Linked DNA regions of Homo sapiens: region 1 is linked to region 2. A link is a loop called in an ENCODE intact Hi-C map of the cell type or tissue named here. Cell type or tissue: heart right ventricle. All regions are shown on one strand. Each heading gives the region's core, and the rest is flanking DNA. Links, peaks and the distances in the headings are about the cores only. Region 1 overlaps LINC02762 (long intergenic non-protein coding RNA 2762). Region 2 has its middle 27 kb from the start of LINC02763.

Region 1 (10,531 bases), core at 770-8,769, 130 kb before region 2:
TCTTACCCAAAGAGTGTTGAAACTTGATTTTATATTTCCTTTCTAGTTTATTAAAAATTCCAATTTGTGTCTGTGTAACTCAAAATGGGAGCCTGGAACCATGTTTACTCTTCTGATGACCCGGAAAGGCAGTCATCTGCAATTTACAGATGGGGACACAAAAGCTCCGAGAGGTTTAGTCATTGGCTCAGGGTCTTGCAGCTGGTAACAGAGATGTGGACGTGGGTTTTTCTAGCTTTTCTCTCAGCAGGTGAAGGAAGGGCAGGTTTTCCTTGCTTGGTGTCTGTCTTGCCCACAAGAATATAAACACTTTCCATGAGGGCAGGGACTTTGTTTTGTTCACTTCGGTGTCTCCAGTGCCCAGTGTTCCAGTGCACATGGTATGTGCTCTGAATATGTTTATTCAAGGAAGGAATTACTATCTTCTCATCTATGCAATAAAAATGCATTAAATGTCTCTTCTACGTCCCCAAGAATGCAGGTCTGAGAAAGTGCAGCTGAAAACACAAACTTGGTGAGGCCAAGTCAAACGATAAAGCCAAGCTGTTTTGGGGCACAGAGAAAAATGAGTTCACTTTGTGGGAGTGCTGGAGTGCTGTCTCTGAATCCTGACTTCTTTTAAAGTTAAAAGAAAGAAAAGAATATTAAGTACATGCGCCTGGGGAAAAATCATTAAAATAGTACAGAAAGGTATGAAATAAAACATAAGTCTTCCTCTTCACCTCCATTGCTAGTCCTGTTCTTCACTCAACTTTCTTGAGGGGAGAAAGCATTGGTGGTGGTTTTGTTCATAACTCAAATAATATGCTTATATTTGCATTTCTTGATTCATCAATATGAAGTAGTAGCTATTGACTCCTCTCTATGATAGATGAGGCATGTATCTCCCCAACTTCTGCCTGCCAATTTTTGTTATATTTTTATTCTTCTATGTATTTCCTCTATAATTTAAAACAAGGTGCCTAAACCATCATTCTTTGATTCATTAACTTAGTATGTCTTGTTTCTCTATCATGTAATGTAAGGAAATTAACTCCATGTTGCCTCCTTTCTCTTCCCCCCAATATTGGTCAGCGCTAACTTTACTTTTATGTTGTCAAAGTGTAGAACATTTACATTTCATATTGTACCCAAAACTAGACCCTTTCTTGCTTTGTTTATATGTAAGTTGATGCTGAAAATTGAAAATCAATACATGGCTTTAACAATAGTGTGATTTTGTAAAGATTATTTGCTGCAGAACCAGAAGAGTGTTTGTCTTTATGGAGGAGATGTAATCCTATGTCCAGATGTAATCTTTGCTCTTCAAAAGAGGTTGTTCCAAGCATCAAGGTAAACAGAATCTTGCTGTATGCTAACAATTCTTCAATATAATAACTCATTTTCAATCTGGAACACGAGTCTTATTCTGGAATTTATAATTGCGTGTGTCTGTTTTCTGGTTGACATGCCTTCACCATGTTACTAAGAATTTCCAACTTCTTAATCATTCTATTTGGAAAGTGGCCAATTTGGAACAGACTTTCTAGCTGTGTCATCCTGAACTTTTCTGATGCACTCCTTAGTTCTACCATTTGCTAGGTCCCATATCTTTCTTTCTTAGGTTTGAGGGACTGAATAAATAAATGGATAATAGCCAAACCATATTAAAAAACAAAACACTGACTCACAGGCTGCAGCAACCATCCCAGGAAACCAAAACATTATCTACAGTAACCAGCCCAAGAAGCCTGCTTATTATCTATAAGTCAGATGGATAGTAAGTCAGACCACTGTCTCCAGCACCCAGCCCAAGAGGCCTAACAATAACCTCAGAAACAATGGGCCTCCAACAGCCAGGACTTGATTAATATCTGACAGCATCCCTAATTTTTGTCTCTGCTTCCAATTTGGGACCAACCAGAGAGAGCTGTATATGCACCTGTAATCAATCCTATGGGATGCCGAGCTTCTAGTTAGTCCACCTGCAACCTCCCCATGCCAACAGCCTCCAGTCAGGGCATACCTGAAACCTTTCCTTTTTTCCACTATACAGCTTTCCCATTTTTCTGCTTGTTTTTGAGTCTCTGCCAAAATGCAATGGATGGTGGCTGACTCTCTTGCTAGAGCAAGCTCTGAATAAATAGCCTTTGCTTGTTCTCATTTGATTGGTGCTTGTTTATTTCCAAAGCTTCCTTTTTGTTTGTTTTCTTTTCTGGAGCATATCCTGAGGCAACTTTTTTTTTCAGGTAAAATTTCTGGGTCTTGGCAGGTCTGAAAATATCTTTATTTTTGTCCTCTTCCTTGGGTGGCTTCTGGGTTCAAAATAAGTTAACTCAAAATTTTGTAGGAATTACTTCACTGTCTCCTAGCATCCAGAATTGTCGTTGAGAAGATTATCAATCTTTTGTAGGTAAATTGCTTCCTGCAGTGGTTTTAGAAACTTTCCCTTTTCCATGTACTGAAACCGCATGAGGATATTTATGTCTAAGTATGAGTCTTTTGAGAATCATCCTGCTTAGTACTTGGTGGGCCTTTTGGCATAGAGACTTGAAATATTTATTTTATTCTTTTCTCCCTTCCTTTCTCTTGGTTCTTTCTCTCTGTCTCGACTTCTATGAGATAGATATAGGCTCTAATTAATCTTCTGTGTCTCTAATTTTTTCCCTCATATAATTTTTGTCTTTTTACTTTCCATGTTAGAATACTTTCTTGTATTTCTTCTTCAATAGTTATATATAACTATTCCAGTTCAAGACCAGCCTGTCCAACATAGTAAAACCCCGTCTCTAATAAAAATACAAAAATTAGCCAGGTGTGGTGGCGTGTGCTTGTACGCCTAGCTACTTGGGAAGCTGAGACAGGAGAATTGCTTGAACCTAGGATGTGGAGGTTACAGTGAGCTGAGATTGCACCACTGCACTCTGGCCTGGGTGAGAGAGTGAGACTGTGTCTCAAAAAAATTAAAAAAAAAATTATCATTTTGGTGGATTTTGGGGGTGATCTGCTTTGTCTACTCACCTTTCAATGAACTCAAGTGCATTTTTTGGTCAGACTCAGAGTGGAAATAGAACAAAGACTCTCGGATTGAAGGCAAATCAATTCATCGTATATTTTATTGCCATTACCCCAAAGCACCCTGCAAGCCACAAATAGAGAACATGGGGCAAAGAGGCAATGACAAGCGGGGCTGGAGGTCCTTTTGTCCTTTACTGTGTCTAAGTGATTTGGGTAGATGGCAGATCCTGAGGGAGTACACTTGTGGCCGGGGGAGATTTGCAGGGCTCTGCCACATTCTCACTGTTCTGAGGATGCTCAAATAATATTGCACAGAAACAGTGGAATTTGTTTGAAAGGGCACTCGGAGTTTATTTTGCTCTCTCCTAATTTCTTCCTCCAAGCAGAAGTCAGAGTTATAGTAACCTAGCTTTGGAATAACAAGTTATATGTTTCTCAGACAATTAAAAAATATGTTCATAAACAACTTTGCAGAGAAGGGGAAAAAACTGCAGAAAAGCTGGCTCAACCATTTTGTGAACTGATTAGAAAAAAGAAGACTCTGGCATTATTCCTTGTATATTGTGCATAGATTTCGAGGAGAGAGAGAAGTCATTGCCTGGCATCCAGTCTGGAGTGGCTGGGGTATTCTTCAGATCTACAATGACAAAAGCTAAGGGACAATGATGCTAAGATGTCAGACAGTGTCTGCACCTTGTTCCAGCAGGAGCCAGTGGTCCTCACACTGTGACAGGGCATTGGTTCTGCATGGATACCACATCTTTTCCTGTAGTGAGCCCAAGTACACGCCAGGGTCACACAGCCAGCAAGAGGCAGAGCTAGGATTCGTACCTAGGACTCTTTGATCTCACAGTGTGTGTCCTTTCTTCCACAGCATTGCCTTGCATCATTTATTTAAAGAATTAAGCATCCAAAAGGCAAGAATAATGTGCACATCAGCCATGAACATGGGTGGGAATAAACTGTAATGTGCCACTGTGGTTCAGGGAAAGGAGTGCTCGGTAGGGCTGAATGGAGTATGTCCTGTCCACATTCCACCCAAGCCGCAGGGACGCACAGGCCTGGCCTAGTGCCAATACTCAGTCAGCATGTGCTGTTGAATGAACAAGCTGGGGCAGCCAGAAGAAGTTTTGTGGAAAAGGCAGGACTTGAGCTGGGCTTTGAAGATACGTAGGTCTGGGAGGGCAGAGAGGGCAGAAAGAGCATCCCAGGTCCCGAGAAACAGGATAGAGCAGATTATGAAGGTGGGGGCAAAGAATGGGGTTGCAAACCCATGGCAGATCAACTGGAAGCAGCAGCAAAGGCCGAGTGACAGCAAGCCCTAAACATCAGTAACAGAGCCTGGAGAGGAAAGGATGAAGGCATTGATTCGTGGGAAAGTTGTGCTGTCTTTAAGTATGTAGCCACGAGGAAGATCCCTTGATTTCTGAAAATGAATGAAGTTAGCTAATCCAATGAAATAATAATAAGAGCTATTTTACTGTGTCCTTGCCATGACCACAGACTTTGCTCAGTGCTTTACGTACATTACCTGAGCTAATCCTAACCTCTCTTTGTGAGGTAGATTCATTATCCCTGTTTCAAAAGATGGAGAAATGGAGGCTTCGAGAAACTCAGAGAGGTGAAGAAACTTGCCCAAGTCACACAGCCAGCAAGGACAGAGCAAGAAGTTAAAGCCAGTTGTGTCTGTCTCTGAAGTTCTCTCTTAATGGCTAGGTTTGAGTGCTTCCCACAACAGGTACATTTGGCTGATACTGCAAAAATGACGGTCCCTGGGTTAACGGGAGGCATGTCTGGCTGCTAGGTCATCCGAGAGGCAGATTGGGGCAGGTTTCTAGGAAGTATAGGCTCGCCTTGCGGAGGACCAGGTTGGCACAGTTTGACTGCTGTGCACTAAGGCAGGGCACAGAGCTGATGCCCTCAAGGTCAATTCCAGCCACATTTCTCTGTGATTCTATGACTCAAAAGCTTGGAAACAACCTCAAAGGATTAAATAAATGAGGGAACAAAGTATTTGCTCTCCTCTATTAAGCCTTGGCTGGGAGTCTTTCTTCCACACTCCTCACATGCAAAATGCTGTTTGTGGGAGCAGATTAACATTTCAAACCACTTCCTGCAATTAGACGGGAACACCTGGTTTTGCAATAACTCTCATTTTCTGTGTGTGCTGAGAGGTTTTTGAAATTCCCATGCTCAGTGGATTACCCTAATGGCTGGTCACCAGCTGTTACGTTGGCATGTTGCACAACAATTTATTGCAGCTCCCCACAGGCATTTGGCAGAGGCCCCAGCAAAATCAGGTAGCAGGTTAATGCTGACGCCTTCACTTCCTCCTGTCACATGGGGCCCAGGATCCTCTTCAGTGATAAGTGGCTCAGGCTTAGGGGGAGAGTGTCAGGAGCTGGAGACCATGTAGGGCAGCAAGAAGAACCCTTCTTGCCTCAGCATCTGGGTTGATTAATCAAAGCCGAAGGTGTGGGCAGGGGGCAATTTGAGGATGGGAGTTTGAGAGATGTATCGTCTGTGAAACCGTACACTGCTCTGTGAAGCCTTAGCCACACATCATTATTTGTGGACTTTATACCAACATTATTGATGGAGACAGCAAGTTTTGGAGTCTTTTTAAACAGCAACAATCATCCCCTCGCCCCTGCAAACAAACAAACAAAAATCTAGGATCTAGGTAGAAAGATAGCAGACATTTATTGGTTTTCCTTGGATGTCCTAACATCAAGCTGTCTTCCCCATTGCGTGTAATATTGCTGGGAGGCAGGGCCCTGCCTCTGTCCTCAGAAACCAACTTGGGGGAGGTTCTCTGTGTCCTGGCTCCTGACCTCAGGACACAAGCATGGGACTTGAGCCAGTCCAATTACGCACTCCCACCCAGGACTTTGAATCTGACGCCAGGACTTCAAAGATGCAAACAGAAAGGTGAAAGAAAGGATAATTAGCATTCATCCATGGGTGTCATCACAGCATCTGGCGGTGGCAGTGCCCTGACAAATGTCTTTACTAAAGTGTGGCCGTATTACCTGCCCTCAGATGCTTGGCTCATGGCACTTTCCAGGACTGGAGATCAGTTTTAGAAGACAGTTGTTGAGTCTAAGAGCTCCTTAGAGTCATCCATGGCCATTGTCAAATAAACAAATCCGGACTTAGAATGGATTTTATGGGAAGGATTATTTCAAGGGGTGGGATAGGAAGGGACTATTGCAATAGAGAGAATGCTCTGACCATAATAGAGTCATTCCCCCTTCTCCAAGAGGGACGTGTTCCAAGACCCCCAGTGGAGTGTGAAACCGTGGATAGTAGCAAACCCTATATATTTAATGTTTTTTTTCCCTATACATACATATCTATGATAAATTTTAGCTTATAAATTAGGCAAGTAAGAGACTAACAATAGTAACTAACAATAAATAAATAAATAATAAAAATAAAAAATTATATCAATATACTGTAATAAAAGTTACGTGAATGTGATCTTTCTCTCAAAGTATCTTAGCGAATTGTACTCACTTTTTAAAAATTATACTTTAAGTTCTAGGGTACATGTGCACAACGTGCAGGTTTGTTACATAGGTATACATGTGCCATATTGGTTTGCTGCACCCATCAACTCGTCATTTACATTAGGTATTTCTCCTAATGCTATCCCTCCCCCAGGCCCCAGCCCCCCTGACAGGCCCCAGTGTGTGATGTTCCCTGCCCTGTGTCCATGTGTTTTCCTTGTTCAACTCCCACCTATGAATGAGAACATGTGGTGTTTGGTTTTCTGTCCTTGTGATAGTTTGCTTAGAAAGATGGTTTCCAGCTTTATCCATGTCCCTGCAAAGGACATGAACTCATCCGTTTTCATGGCTGCATAGTATTCCATGGTGTATATGTGCCACATTTTCTTAATCCAGTCTATCATTGATGGACATTTGGGTTGGTTCCAAGTCTTTGCTATTGTGAATAGTGCCACAATAAACATACATGTGCATGTGTCTTTATAGTAGCATGACTTATAATCCTTTGGGTATATACTCAGTAATGGGATGGCTGGGTCAAATGGTATTTCTAGTTCTAGATCCTTGAGGAATCACCACACTGTCTCTCACAATGGTTGAACTAATTTACACTCCCACCAACAGTGTAAAAGCATTCCTGTTTCTCCACATCCTCTCCAGCATCTGTTGTTTCCTGACTTTTTAATGATTGCTATTCTAACTGGCGTGAGATGGTACCTCATTGTGGTTTTGATTTGCATTTCTCTGATGATCAGTGATGATGAGCATTTTTTCGTATGTCTGTTGGCTGCATAGATGGCTTCTTTGAGAAGTGTCTGGTCATATCCTTTGCCCACTTTTTGATGGAGTTGTTTGCTTTTTTCTTGTAAATTTGTTTAAGTTCTTTGTAGATTCTGGATATTAGCCCTTTGTAAGACGGGTAGACTGCAAAAATTTTCTCCCATTCTGTAGGCTGCCTGTTCACTCTGATGATAGTTTCTTTTTTTTTTTTTTAATTTTTTTTATTATACTTTAAGTTTTAGGGTACATGTGCACATTGTGCAGGTTAGTTACATATGTATACATGTGCCATGCTGGTGCGCTGCACCCACTAACTCGTCATCTAGCATTAGGTATATCTCCCGATGCTATCCCTCCCCCCTCCCCCTACCCCACAGCAGTCCCCAGAGTGTGATATTCCCCTTCCTGTGTCCATGTGATCTCATTGTTCAGTTCCCACCTATGAGTGAGAATATGCGGTGTTTGGTTTTTTGTTCTTGCGATAGTTTACTGAGAATGATGATTTCCAATTTCATCCATGTCCCTACAAAGGACATGAACTCATCATTTTTTATGGCTGCATAGTATTCCATGGGTGTATATGTGCCACATTTTCTTAATCCAGTCTATCATTGTTGGACATTTGGGTTGGTTCCAAGTCTTTGCTATTGTGAATAATGCCGCAATAAACATATGTGTGCCTGTGTCTTTATAGCAGCATGATTTATAGTCCTTTGGGTATATACCCAGTAATGGGATGGCTGGGTCAAATGGTATTTCCAGTTCTAGATCCCTGAGGAATCGCCACACTGACTTCCACAATGGTTGAACTAGTTTACAGTCCCACCAACAGTGTAAAAGTGTTCCTATTTCTCCACATCCTCTCCAGCACCTGTTGTTTCCTGACTTTTTAATGATTGCCATTCTAACTGGTGTGAGATGGTATCTCATTGTGGTTTTGATTTGCATTTCTCTGATGGGCAGTGATGATGAGCATTTTTTCATGTGTTTTTTGGCTGCATAAATGTCTTCTTTTGAGAAGTGTCTGTTCATATCCTTCGCCCACTTTTTGATGGGGTTGTTTTTTTTTTCTTGTAAATTTGTTTGAGTTCATTGTAGATTCTGGATATTAGCCCTTTGTCAGATGAGTAGGTTGTGAAAATTTTCTCCCATTTTGTAGGTTGCCTGTTCACTCTGATGGTAGTTTCTTTTGCTGTGCAGAAGCTCTTTAGTTTAATTAGATCCCATTTGTCAATTTTGTCTTTTGATGCCATTGCTTTTGGTGTTTTAGACATGAAGTCCTTGCCCATGCCTATGTCCTGAATGGTAATGCCTAGGTTTTCTTCTAGGGTTTTTATGGTTTTAGGTCTAACGTTTAAGTCTTTAATCCATCTTGAATTGATTTTTGTATAAGGTGTAAGGAAGGGATCCAGTTTCAGTTTTCTACATATGGCTAGCCAGTTTTCCCAGCACCATTTATTAAATAGGGAATCCTTTCCCCATTGCTTGTTTTTGTCAGGTTTGTCAAAGATCAGATAGTTGTAGATATGCGGCATTATTTCTGAGGGCTCTGTTCTGTTCCATTGATCTATATCTCTGTTTTGGTACCAGTACCATGCTGTTTTGGTTACTGTAGCCTTGTAGTATAGTTTGAAGTCAGGTAGTGTGATGCCTCCAGCTTTGTTCTTTTGGCTTAGGATTGACTTGGCGATGCGGGCTCTTTTTTGGTTCCATATGAACTTTAAAGTAGTTTTTTCCAATTCTGTGAAGAAAGTCATTGGTAGCTTGATGGGGATGGCATTGAATCTGTAAATTACCTTGGGCAGTATGGCCATTTTCATGATATTGATTCTTCCTACCCATGAGCATGGAATGTTCTTCCATTTGTTTGTATCCTCTTTTATTTCCTTGAGCAGTGGTTTGTAGTTCTCCTTGAAGAGGTCCTTCACATCCCTTGTAAGTTGGATTCTTAGGTATTTTATTCTCTTTGAAGCAATTGTGAATGGGAGTTCACTCATGATTTGGCTCTCTGTTTGTCTGTTGTTGGTGTATAAGAATGCTTGTGATTTTTGTACATTGATTTTATATCCTGAAACTTTGCTGATGTTGCTTATCAGCTTAAGGAGATTTTGGGCTGAGACAATGGGGTTTTCTACATATACAGTCATGTCGTCTGCAAACAGGGACAGTTTGACTTCCTCTTTTCCTAATTGAATACCCTTTATTTCCTTCTCCTGCCTAATTGCCCTGGCCAGAACTTCCAACACTATGTTGAATAGGAGTGGTGAGAGAGGGCATCCCTGTCTTGTGCCAGTTTTCAAAGGGAATGCTTCCAGTTTTTGCCCATTCAGTATGATATTGGCTGTGGGTTTGTCATAGATAGCTCTTATTATTTTGAAATACGTCCCATCAATACCTAATTTATTGAGAGTTTTTAGCATGAAGCGTTGTTGAATTTTGTCAAAGGCTTTTTCTGCATCTATTGAGATAATCATGTGGTTTTTGTCTTTGTGATGACAGTTTCTTTTGCTGCGCAGAAGCTCTTTAGTTTAATTAGATCCCATTTGTCTATTTTGGCTTTTGTTGCCATTGTTTTTTGTGTTTCAGTCATGAAGTCTTTGTCCATGCCTATGTCCTGAATGGTATTGCCTAGGTTTTCTTCTAGGGTTTTTATGGTTTTAGGTTTTACATTTAAGTCTTTAATCCATCTTGAGTTAATGTTTTATACAGTGTAAGGAAGGGATCTAGTTTCAGCTTTCTACATAGGCCATACTTTCTACATAGCCATACTATGGCTAGCCAGTTTTCCCAACCCCATTTAGTAAATAGAGAATCCTTTCCCTGTTGCTTATTTTGTCAGGTTTGTCAAAGATAAGATGATTGTAGATGTGTGGTGTTATTTCTGAGGCCTCTATTCTGTTCCATTGGTCTATATATCTGTTTTGGTACCAGTATCATGCTGTTTTGTTTTCTGTAGTCTTGTAGTATAGTTTGAAGTCAGATAGTGTGATGCCTCTAGCTTTGTTCTTTTTGCTTATAATTGTTTTGGCTATGTGGGCTTTTTTGGTTCCATATGAACTTTAAAGTAGTTTTTTCTAATTCTATGAAGAAAGTCCATGGTAGCTTGATGGGGATAGCATTGAATCTATAAATTACCTTGGGCAGAATGGCCATTTTCATGATATTGATTCTTCCTATTCATGAGCATGGAATGTTCTTCCATTCGTTTGTGTCCTCTCTTATTTCCTTGAGCAGTGGTTTGT
Region 2 (10,531 bases), core at 1,242-9,241:
TTTTTTATTTCTCTATCTTTTTGTTCAGTTTTCTGTGACATGCCCTCAACTTTATCTTTCACCCTTTCTATTGACTTTCTCTTATTTCAGTTACTACAGTTTTTAAAAATTTCAAGACCTTTTAATTATTCTCTGAATGTTCCTTTTTATAACAACCTATTTTTGTCTGTTCTTCTGTCATGAATATAATCTTCTCTTATTTCTCAGAGAATATTACAGTTAAAAAAATTTTCTCCTCCTCTTTCGATTGTCTCTATTTTCATTTTCTGGTTGGTTTGGTCTCCTTTTTTATTCTGCGGATTTTCTTAAAAGGTTTTGGTGTCCTTGGTTGACCTTTCCTATTTAAGAGCAAGGCACTTGGATCTCCATTATGGGTGGTGCTTCACTGTGAGGTGGTCGAGCAGGGAACTTGCTGGTTTATTTAGAAACCCACAAATATCCATGTCTGTAGGTCTGTTCTCTTGGGACATTCAGCTTCCCCGGAGAATAATCTACCAATTTGGAATCTATTCACATAGGATTATAACTTGGAGCTAAGAAATGAAAGGAGGCTGCGAGTCTCACTTTCCTCAAATCCTGATTTTCATTAGGCATCTGTCTGTCACTCTTTTGTTGGCCTGGTCTCCTTCAATATGGAGCCTTTTTGGTTAGTGTAACCACAGAATGAACCACCTATCTCCTGCTGGATTGAGAAAGGGTTGTTGCTCAGCTTTGCAAGAGGTACTCCGGGATCTACTTTTTCACTTTTAGTTCATCTTTTCCATCCCCCAGGTCCACCCCTGCCCTCTGTAGCTCATGGTGCTATAGAGCATGGAGACATCCAGTGTCCTGTCCCATGGTTTGGCACTGGCACACACTTGCTACTCAGCGTTCTCAGGTCTGTGAATACCACCCCTTCTCCTTATCATCCATCAGCTAGTGTTATCACTCACCTTCCATTCTCTTTGTCCATGTGGGTTTATAGCACTTGTAATTCTTTATTCTCATTTCAGTGGTGTACTGGGAGCGAGAAGAGATCTATTTACACGTTTAAACAGCTGTGTTTAACTGATAGTTGGCATGACTGTTTCTATCCTTTTAGTTTTTAAACTTTTTTCCCCTCATTACCTACTTTATATGAAAAATGTAACTCATTTCAACCACAATACAAGCGTCCACCATTAGATGAGGAACTCAGTCCTAGTTCTTAGCTTTATGCAGGAAGGCAGTCAGCCTCTAGTTCTCTGCTGCCTTTTAGGTGTGTTTGGTTTCTATTCTTCCATAGGATTAAAATCTCAGCAGCCACATTTATGGTCCTGTTGCCCTGTTGACCTCATGACTCTAGTCCACTGCAGTTCAACTCCATTTTCACAGAAAAATGTAATCTTGTTTTTTGAAACATACACACATTTCCCCCTCTAGTTTAGAGTTTATAAAGGAGGAGGTCTCTTAAGATACTGGTTCTGCTACTTTGATCATTAGCCCTTCCTGTGACATTTTGGAAGCCCTGAACTTGCTGCAATTTATTTCAATCTTCCATCCTTACCTCTTAATTGAAAGTACTTTTTCTATAGTTTCTTGATTTCCAAACACAGGGGACTCTCTTTAGTTTTTGCCTCATGAACTTCCCTATTGCATTTGATACTTTGTATTGTGTCCTCCTGGAAACTATCGATTCTTTTGGCCTCTGTATGCTGTGTTTTCCCAGTGCCCCCTGTATACCTCTATATCTCCAAACAATCCTTCTGTGACTCATTTGGGACTCCCCTTTTCCATCTGCCACTGAAATATTGGTGTTCCCCTAGGGTTTCAACCTGAGACCTCTGCATTTCTCACTGTACACACTTGTGGTTGACCTCATCCGCAATCACCATTTTAGTTACTAACCAAATGCTGATGTGAATGAAATCTCCATCCTCCATCCATTGCCTTTGGGCAATCTCCAGACCTCTTGCCCAAATTTCAACTCTAAAGCAAACTCTGCTTGCCGTCGCTAACTGAAAGGCCTACAGTCATCTCAAATTCAAGATGCCCAAGGATAAACATGTCATCCGTCTTTCTAATCTTGGTGCTGCTCTTGGATTTTCTGTTGCAATTGATGAATTGTATTTGCCTGTTCATCCAAGCTAGAAACCTGGGAGTCATCCATTATTGAATCCTCTTTCTTCTCACCCTCCATAATCTAGTTATATTTTTAGATTGCCCAGGAACAGAGGCATGGTCAATTTAGCCCAAGTAACAGGAGCCTATTTGGGCAGAAAGGAAGACAGAGGTCTAATGGCAGTGAATCAGGCCTCATAAAAAGTACAAGTAGACCCAAGACAGCTCAAGAAACCTCAGGACTTGCAGTTTGTGGAGCTTCCTGGCCATTGATGTGACTCCAACATCTCTGCCATATTCACCCCTGACATTATTTTTCTTATTATTTTCCCACATCCTGTATCTTTCCCTACATCATAGATTATCTTCATAACTTTGGCTTGGTATGGCCTCTCATGATTCCAACCCTACTTCCTCCTTCACATAGCCTCAACTTGATCTCATTTGGGCCTCTTCTCCTCCTCTTCATAGACTGTTTTCTGTATGTTCAATCTTTTGGGTCTCTGGGATCTAGGTCACATTGCAGGGTACTTGTCAGCTTCCCTTACATCAGGTTCCCATTCCACTCCAAGCACCTGTAACAGGAGGAGAGGTTAACGTGAGATGAAATATGACCACTCCAGTTTGCCCCTGAATGGTCTAGACTGGACATTTATCTGTCACAGGGGAAGCTAGCATAGCAGGTACTATGATTGACAGGTTAGTATATTCCTTACTCAATATATCATCAAGTCCTATCAAATTTATCTTCTGAACAGTTTTCAAGCCTACATCCTTCTCTCCATTCTTAATCTCAATGTTTTGGTTCAAATTCTCATCTTCTTTTATCTGCCCGTGGTGCTAGCGTGGTGCTATCCCTACCTCTGGTCTTGTTCCTTCAAATATATCTTCTGCATAAGCAACAGACTGATGGAACCAAAACACAGCCCATGTCATTTCTCTGCTTAAAAACTTTTAATACCTTACTCCCTTATTACTCCTAGGAACAATTCCAATTTCTATGATTTGACTTTTCCTCTTTGTGATCTTCTTTTAGCAGCTTACTTCCTTTTTATCTGTTTCCTATCCTCTGTCTTATTCCTCCTCCGCTTCCTGCTCCTTCTTCCTGAATTGATCATATTTTCAGTTTTAAGTATACTTAAAATATCTCTGTATTTATTGAATACAATTTGTTACTTGTTTTTAACTAAAATATCTGATGAATTTAATTTCCATTTGTCCCTTAAAAGGAATCCAGAAAAGCTAATCACATTAAGTTGTTTTTCATTTCCACATGATTAATTTTTCTTCCCTGAGGGTCAGTGCTTCATCAACTGTTTTGGCTGATTGCAAAAGCATCATAATCATCTTCTGGAATTCAGTCTCACCCCAATCCAATCCATCTTCTCCATTTATTTTTCAGGAACATCTATCTGATCATGCGTCTCTCCTGTGTAAATACACAAGGCTTCTCTCAGGCCTACTCTCTGCAGCTTCCTCTCTCTCACATCAAATGCCCTCCATGTACTTTCTTCTATAGTCTCCCTGTGAAGGGGCCTCTTCATACCCCCAGCCCCAACCAGGCAGTGGGCTTTAGTCTGCAGGATGATATTATAGTTTCATTTAATCTTTTTTTTTTTTTTTGACATAGAATCTCTGTCACCCAGGCTAGAGTGCAATCATGGCTCACCGCAGCCTCATCCTCCCAGGCTCAAGTGATCCTCCCATCTCGGCCTCCAGAGTAGCTGGGACTATAGGCATGTGGCTAATTTTTTTTTATTTTTAGTAGAGATGAGGTTTCCCTATATTGCTCAGGCTGGTCTTGAACTCCTGGGCTTAAGCAATCCTCCTGCCTTGGCCTCCCAATGTGTTGGGATTATGGGCGTGAGCCACTGCACCCAGCCTACTATTCTATTTATTCTCCTAGAGAATATCACACTAATTTAGGTTTTGGGGCCAATTTCTGTGTGTCCATTTGATACAATCTAACTATTTGAAAAGTGAAAAATTCAGTTCTTTAATGTGCCGTTTTTCTTACTGCCACCAAGATACTGATTTAGCTGTTGGAATGCTGAGCCCAAACTCCTAGCCATTATGATACATGACCTCTGGGGGCAGAGTTGTGCTATTATCACTTTTACTTAGTCTCCTTCCCCTTGGCCCCTCTACTCCAGCAAACCTAGCCCTGTGCTCTCCCTGTAGGTGGTTAATAAATGCTGTGGGTGCAAGAGATTATTTTCTCCAAAGTACTTGGTTACCAGCTACCTATGTCAAGGAGTTAAAAGAGAAAGCCAAAATCAGGCCAGGTGCAGCGGCTCATGCCTATAATCCCAGTGCTTTGAGAGGCCTACATGGGCAGATCACTTGAACCCAGGAGTTCAAGAGTAGCCTGGGCAACATAGCAAGACCCTGTCTCTACCAAAGAAACATAAAAACTAACCTGGCATGGTGGCACCTGCCTGTAGTCCCAGCTACTCTGGAGGCTGGGGCAGGAGGATAGCTTGAGCCCAGGAGGTCAAGGCTACAGTGAACCATGATTGTTCCACTGCGCTCCAGCCTGGGCACACAGCAAGATCCTATCTCAAAATATATATATAGTGTAAATTTATTTTTAAGTCTATGTTTGTTTTAAATCTTTGTCTAAATAGCTAATTCAAGGGTCACTTGAGGCCAACCATGGTGGAGCTTAAAGCACACAACTGGGATTGGTGCCACCTGGAGGGAGATGGGGGTGGTGCATGAGGTGATGCATGGTGGATGACTTCAGTCCAGTGGCTTCTCATTAAGATCAGGCCAACGCCTCCCTGGCAGGCCATTTAGATCTTTAAAAATTGATATATAATAAACTGCACATATTTAAAATATGTGGAATTTGATATGTTTTGACATAGATATATACCTGGGAAACTGTCACCACCATCAAGATAATGAACTCACCTGTCACCCACCAAAGTTTCACTGTTCCCCTTTGTTATCTCTCCCCCCGCTGCTCCGTACTGCCCCACTCTCTCCCCAGGCAACAAATGATCTGCTTTTTGTCACTACTGGTTAAGTTTGCATTTTCTCGAGTTTCATATAAACTATAATATATAGTTGTTTGTGGGGAGGAATCTGGCTTCTTTTAGTCAGCATAATTATTTTGAGATTCATCCATGCTGTTACATGTTCATTCGTTCTTATTGCTGAGTTGTATCGAGTCCATTGTATGGCTCTGTCTCTATTCGATTAATCATTCACCTGTTGTTGGATATTTGGGTTGTTTGCAGTTTTGGACCACTACAAGTAAAGCTGCCATGAACATTCATGTACAACTTTTTGTGCTTTCATTTTCATTTCTCTTGTGTAAATACCTGGGCGTGACATGGATAGGTCATATAGTAGCTGTATGTTTAACTTTTACATTCCTGTCAGCAATGTGTGCTGGTTCCAGTTGCTCTACATCCCCACAACACTTGGTATGGTCAGTCTTACTGATTTTAGCCATTCTAATAGGTATGTAGTGGGCCATTTAGATTTTGAACTTAAAGAAAAATTCAGGTCCCATTCCAGGCCTACTGATTCATAACTTAGGGGGAGAGAGCTTGGGGTGTTGTATTTTTAGAAACAGAGATGGCTGATGGTCAGTCAGTTTGGGATGCCCCAACACTACATCACACTGGTTCCAACTTCTCTGAAGGGGCTCAGATAGGACCCTGACAGAAGTTGGGTGGGAAGGCAGGGAATGGAGACAGAAACCTTTTTCTTCAGGATGAAATGTGTCTAATTAGCTGAGCTTGTGTTGGATCAGCTATCATCGACCAGAGTCAAACCTGTCAGCTTAAAAAAGTCCCTAATTAGAGGAGAAAAACCTTGATTCACCTCCTCTGGAAGATCTGCTCCTATGTCATCGGAGGGAGTGATATTGTGCTGGGTCAGGCAGCACGGCTCAGTGGGGCCAACATCAGAGTCTGCAGAAGAGTCAAAATGGCACCGCAAATCCATTGCAGGAGTCTAGCCACAGTCAAACTCCTTTCCATTCTAAGGTGATAGATACAAGTAGAAAAGAGACAATGTAGAAGAAGTAGCCATGCTCAAAAACAAAGTACAACTTCTGTGGCTAGAAATGGTACAGAAACACACACAAAACAGTCACATGGCTGCTGCTGGAGGTCCACTGGGCTCCAGGACTAGTAGCAGGTTTAGGCAGCCAAGAGTTCATTTCTTGGCGGGTAAAGGGAGACACAGTGCTCCCACAAAAGAGAGTAGACTAGAGTTTGGTTTGCTGCTTATAGGAAGGGGCTAGGGTAGGGTTTTCCTGTCTGGGAAAGGGGCCAAAAGGAGTTGTTGCCAGGGCCAGCTTGTTGGAATTTGATCTAATACATATTGAGCATTTGCTATGTGTCATGCAGTATTCTAAGCTTCTTGTTTGGATTAATGTTCTTAATTCTCACAGTGCTATGAGGTAGATTCAATTACTATCATCATTTTAGAGATAAGACAAAGAAAGATTGTTATGTTTATTGCCTTAAACCAGACAGCGAGTAAGTACAGAGCAAGGGTTAACACCAAGGTGTATGGCTCCCCAGTCTGTGGGCTGGACCACCACCCCAGGGCCTCACAGTGAGTTGCAAGACAAGTGAAGTTGAAGGAAGCAGATACAGTCTTGCAGCTAGACTCTGAAAGAAGCCACATACTAGGGCAGTGCCAGGACCTGTGATCCCAGTAACATGGCAGGTCAAGAATGATCGATAGATGATGGATTCTGTTCTAGGGGCCCTACAGTCTGGCTGGAGGGCACCTGAAATATTTCAAGAGTGGGAGGAAGTTATAGAGCAAGAATAAGAGTGAGCAAGTGAGTACAAGGGAAAGAAAGAAAAAGCTTCCTCTGAAAATGAGCCTGCAAACAAAAATTCTAAAACACACAAGGGAGAGCGATATGGAGACACAGCCAACAACAAAAACACATGGTCAGTGAGATCACTTTAGATAAAATGAGACTATTAGAGCAATGTGAAAATGATTTTAAAATAAGTCTACTTATGATCTTTAAAGAAATAAAGAATGATATACTAACCACTAAAAGTACAAGGATATTTAAAACAGAAAGGCAGAAATGAAATACAAACCACTATAAAAAAGAATTAAATAGAAAGCCCATGAATAAAAAATATTTTGAATAAGTTGAAGAGAGAATTAGTGAATCAAAAGATTATACTGAGGGATTCACCTAGAATGCAGAACAGTAAGCTAATGAGATAAAAAATATGAAGGAGCAGATAATAGTGATAGCCAGCTATTTTTAAATTTGCCAGTGGACAAAATGCTTTACATTGCTATTTCATGTAAACTTTATGACTAACCTTTGAAATGAGTGTCTTCATTTCCCCCCACCAATGTTATGCACAAGTAATAACATCGGCAGATTCACCCTTTTCTTGGTCCAGTCTCTTTTATTTCTTTTGTTTTATCACAATCATACCCCCTACATATAAAATACATCCTATATAAAATAATTACACAATCATTTTATATAATTATAAAAGTTATACATATTTATAATAGAAAATGGAGCAAGTATACAAGCAGAAATCATCTGTAATTCTCAAACCCAGGGATCCCCAGTCCTCGGGCCATGGCGGCACAGCAGGAGATGAATGGCTGTCCAGTGAGCATTACCACCTGAGCTCCACCTGTCAGATCAACGGTGGCATTAGATTCTCATAGGAGCAAGAACCCTATTATGAACTGCACGTATGAGGGATCTAGGTTGTGTGCTCCTTATGAGAGTCAAACTAATGCCTGATGATCTGAGGTGGAACAGTTCCACCCTGAAACCATCCCCCGCACCCTTGGTCTGTGGAAAAATTGTCTTCATGTAACCGGTCCCTGGTGCCAAAAAGGTTGGGGATGGCTGCTCTAACCCACCAATATCTACTGGATCAGGATCTTACTGTGTTTCCTTCTAGGCTCTATTCTGTGTCACACATATATGTACATATATTTGATGTTATCTATAATAATTATTATGGTATTTTAAATATATTATTTTTAAACCATTAAATATTTAACATTAAAATTAAATATTTAACCAATTAATATTATTTAATATTATAGCATGAGTTTTTCTCATATTAAAATTCTTAGAAAAACTTCCTATCAACTGCCTAATAGACGCACTATAATATTTTTTGACCATATCTCTGCTGTCAAGTTTTAAGCAAGTTCAAATTTTCCACTGATACAAATAACACTTTATACATAAATCTGTGTATCTCTATTTACTTTGGATTTTTTCTCTTTGGGATATTTAATTTAGGAAGTGTTTAAATTTCCATATTTTCCACCTAAAAACTTTTGTTATGAATTACTAGTTTTGTTATGTTGTCAGGGAATGTTGCTTATACAATGTATGCATTTAGGAACTTATGAAGCTTTCTTTGTAGCTCAGTATCAACTTTTGTAAATGTTTCATGAGCACATGAAAAGAAGGTGTATTTAGTGATTGTAGGGTACATTGTTTGATGTATTTTTATTAATTCAATTCCATTAATTTTATTCTTCAAATCCTCTATATCTTTACTTATTTTTCTTTTCTTAATCTATCAAGAAAGAGTGGGTGGCTTAGTGTTCCATGACAATTATATATATCAATTTTCCCATGTGTTTCCAACAATTTTTGCTTTTATTTGCTGAGTTATTTGACATATAAAAATTTGTGAATAGTATATTTTCATTGTGGATTATAACTTTTATAAATGTAAAGTGACATTTTATGTTTCGTTGAATGCATTTTGCTTGAATAAAACCTTTCCAGAATTTAACATTGCCACTCTGTGCTGTACTATTTCGCATTTGCCTGAAAAATCGTTATTCATTCTTTTATTTCACACCATTTTTTGCTATTTTGCTTTATGTCTATTTCTCACAGTCAAGCTATTGTAAGATTTGAGTTTGTTGCACAATTGGAGAATAGTTTTATTAGGGTAGTTAAACTCTTTATATTTATTTAGTGATTGATTTATTTTTTTATTTGCCACCTATTTTATGCTTCTCATTTTTATGCTTCTTTGCTTTTTCTTTGTTTTCTATCTAAAGCTATATGGAATGTGTTTTATGTCTTTTGATATTATTCAGTGACTTGGAAGACATATTCTATTTTAAATTATGTTACCAATTACTTTTAAGTATTAGAAACATTGAAACGTGTACTTTAAAAAGTTTTCATTGTGATATAAAACATGTAAAAATGTATTGTATACCAGAAAATTACTAAGAGAGTAGATTTTTAAATGTTTTCATCACAAAAGTGAGATTATATATGTGTTAATTAGTCTGATGTAGACATTCCAAAATGTATATACACATCAAAACATCATGTTGTACACCATAAATACAATTTTCATTTGTCAATTAAAAAAACACAAATAATTAAAAATGCATAAAATACATATGTTCAGTTTATTGAATAATTATTAAGCAAATACCTATATAAATACGAACTTTTACTTTCACTTTCTGTATCCTTATGGTTTTGACGTGCTTCCTATTGGAATGATATGACATGGTTTTTATTTAATCCAGCATGACGATCTTTGTTTTTTTATTTGAGTGTTCAGTTCATTTAGATTTAAGGCAGTTGCCCATATGTTTTCATTTTAAATCTACCACCTTATTTTGTGGTTTCCATTTGTTCAACCTTTTCTGTTTCTTTTACATTACTTTATTGCGTTTATTTGGACTTAAGGAGTATTTTAGATAATCATTTCAATTTTTTTTGGCCAGTTTGGAAATATTTATTCTGTTTCTATTCATTTGGTGGTTACCTGAAAAATTACTATGTGTGTACTTAACTTATCAAAGTCTGAAGGAAATTGATTTTTTAAGTCTCCCTCTGGTAAATACAAGCACCTTAGATTATTTTAAGTTTTCCTGGCTTATACATTACTGTTGTCATACATTTTAGTTCTTTGCTTCTTATGCCTTGAAGCATTTAATAAAACTGTTTTATATAGCCAATATTTAGATTTATCCAAATATTCACTATGTTCTTAGTTCCTTATTTCTTCTTTTATCTCAGACTTATATAGGATTACTTTCTACCTGAAGTACATCCTTTAGAATTCCCATTGGCTAGGGTCTGCTGATAGTGAATTGTCAGATATTGTTGGTCTGAAAATGTCTTTATTTCACTCTCATTTTTGAAAAAATTATATATATATAATTTTAGTATATATTAATTATATATAACAGGACTTATATGATTAATATGTAACATGTTATTAATATATGGTATATAAAATTATATTTTATATAATTATATATAAATTACATATTATATATATAAAATATCCCCTATATATATCTATAGATAGATATAGATATAGATATAGATATAGATATAGATATAGATATAGATATAGATATAGAGGCCAGGAATAGAATTTCTGATTGGCAGTTGTTTCCTTTCAGTACATTGGAACGTTGGAGATACTGT

What was found. Peaks named below come from ENCODE experiments on the same cell type or tissue, not always from the same donor. Only the 100,000 strongest peaks of a DNase experiment are listed, where the experiment ranks them.
Region 1: a loop joins it to region 2, with 2.1 times the contacts of the local background. A loop is called at or near these places in 3 of 110 quality-filtered maps.

What each region holds. Positions count from the first base shown.
Region 1 is chr11:112,316,774-112,327,304 of GRCh38, forward strand. The region is part of intron 2 of LINC02762 (long intergenic non-protein coding RNA 2762); the gene reads left to right. Among named protein-coding and RNA genes, the nearest start is that of LINC02762, 51 kb to the left of the region's middle. In heart right ventricle, for the core only: no CTCF peak of the experiment used is centred there; a DNase peak (open chromatin) is centred at 4,078; H3K27ac peaks cover 1,263 bases.
Region 2 is chr11:112,449,629-112,460,159 of GRCh38, forward strand. No RefSeq gene overlaps it. Among named protein-coding and RNA genes, the nearest start is that of LINC02763, 27 kb to the right of the region's middle. In heart right ventricle, for the core only: a CTCF peak has its summit at 4,781 (motif pointing left); no DNase peak of the experiment used is centred there.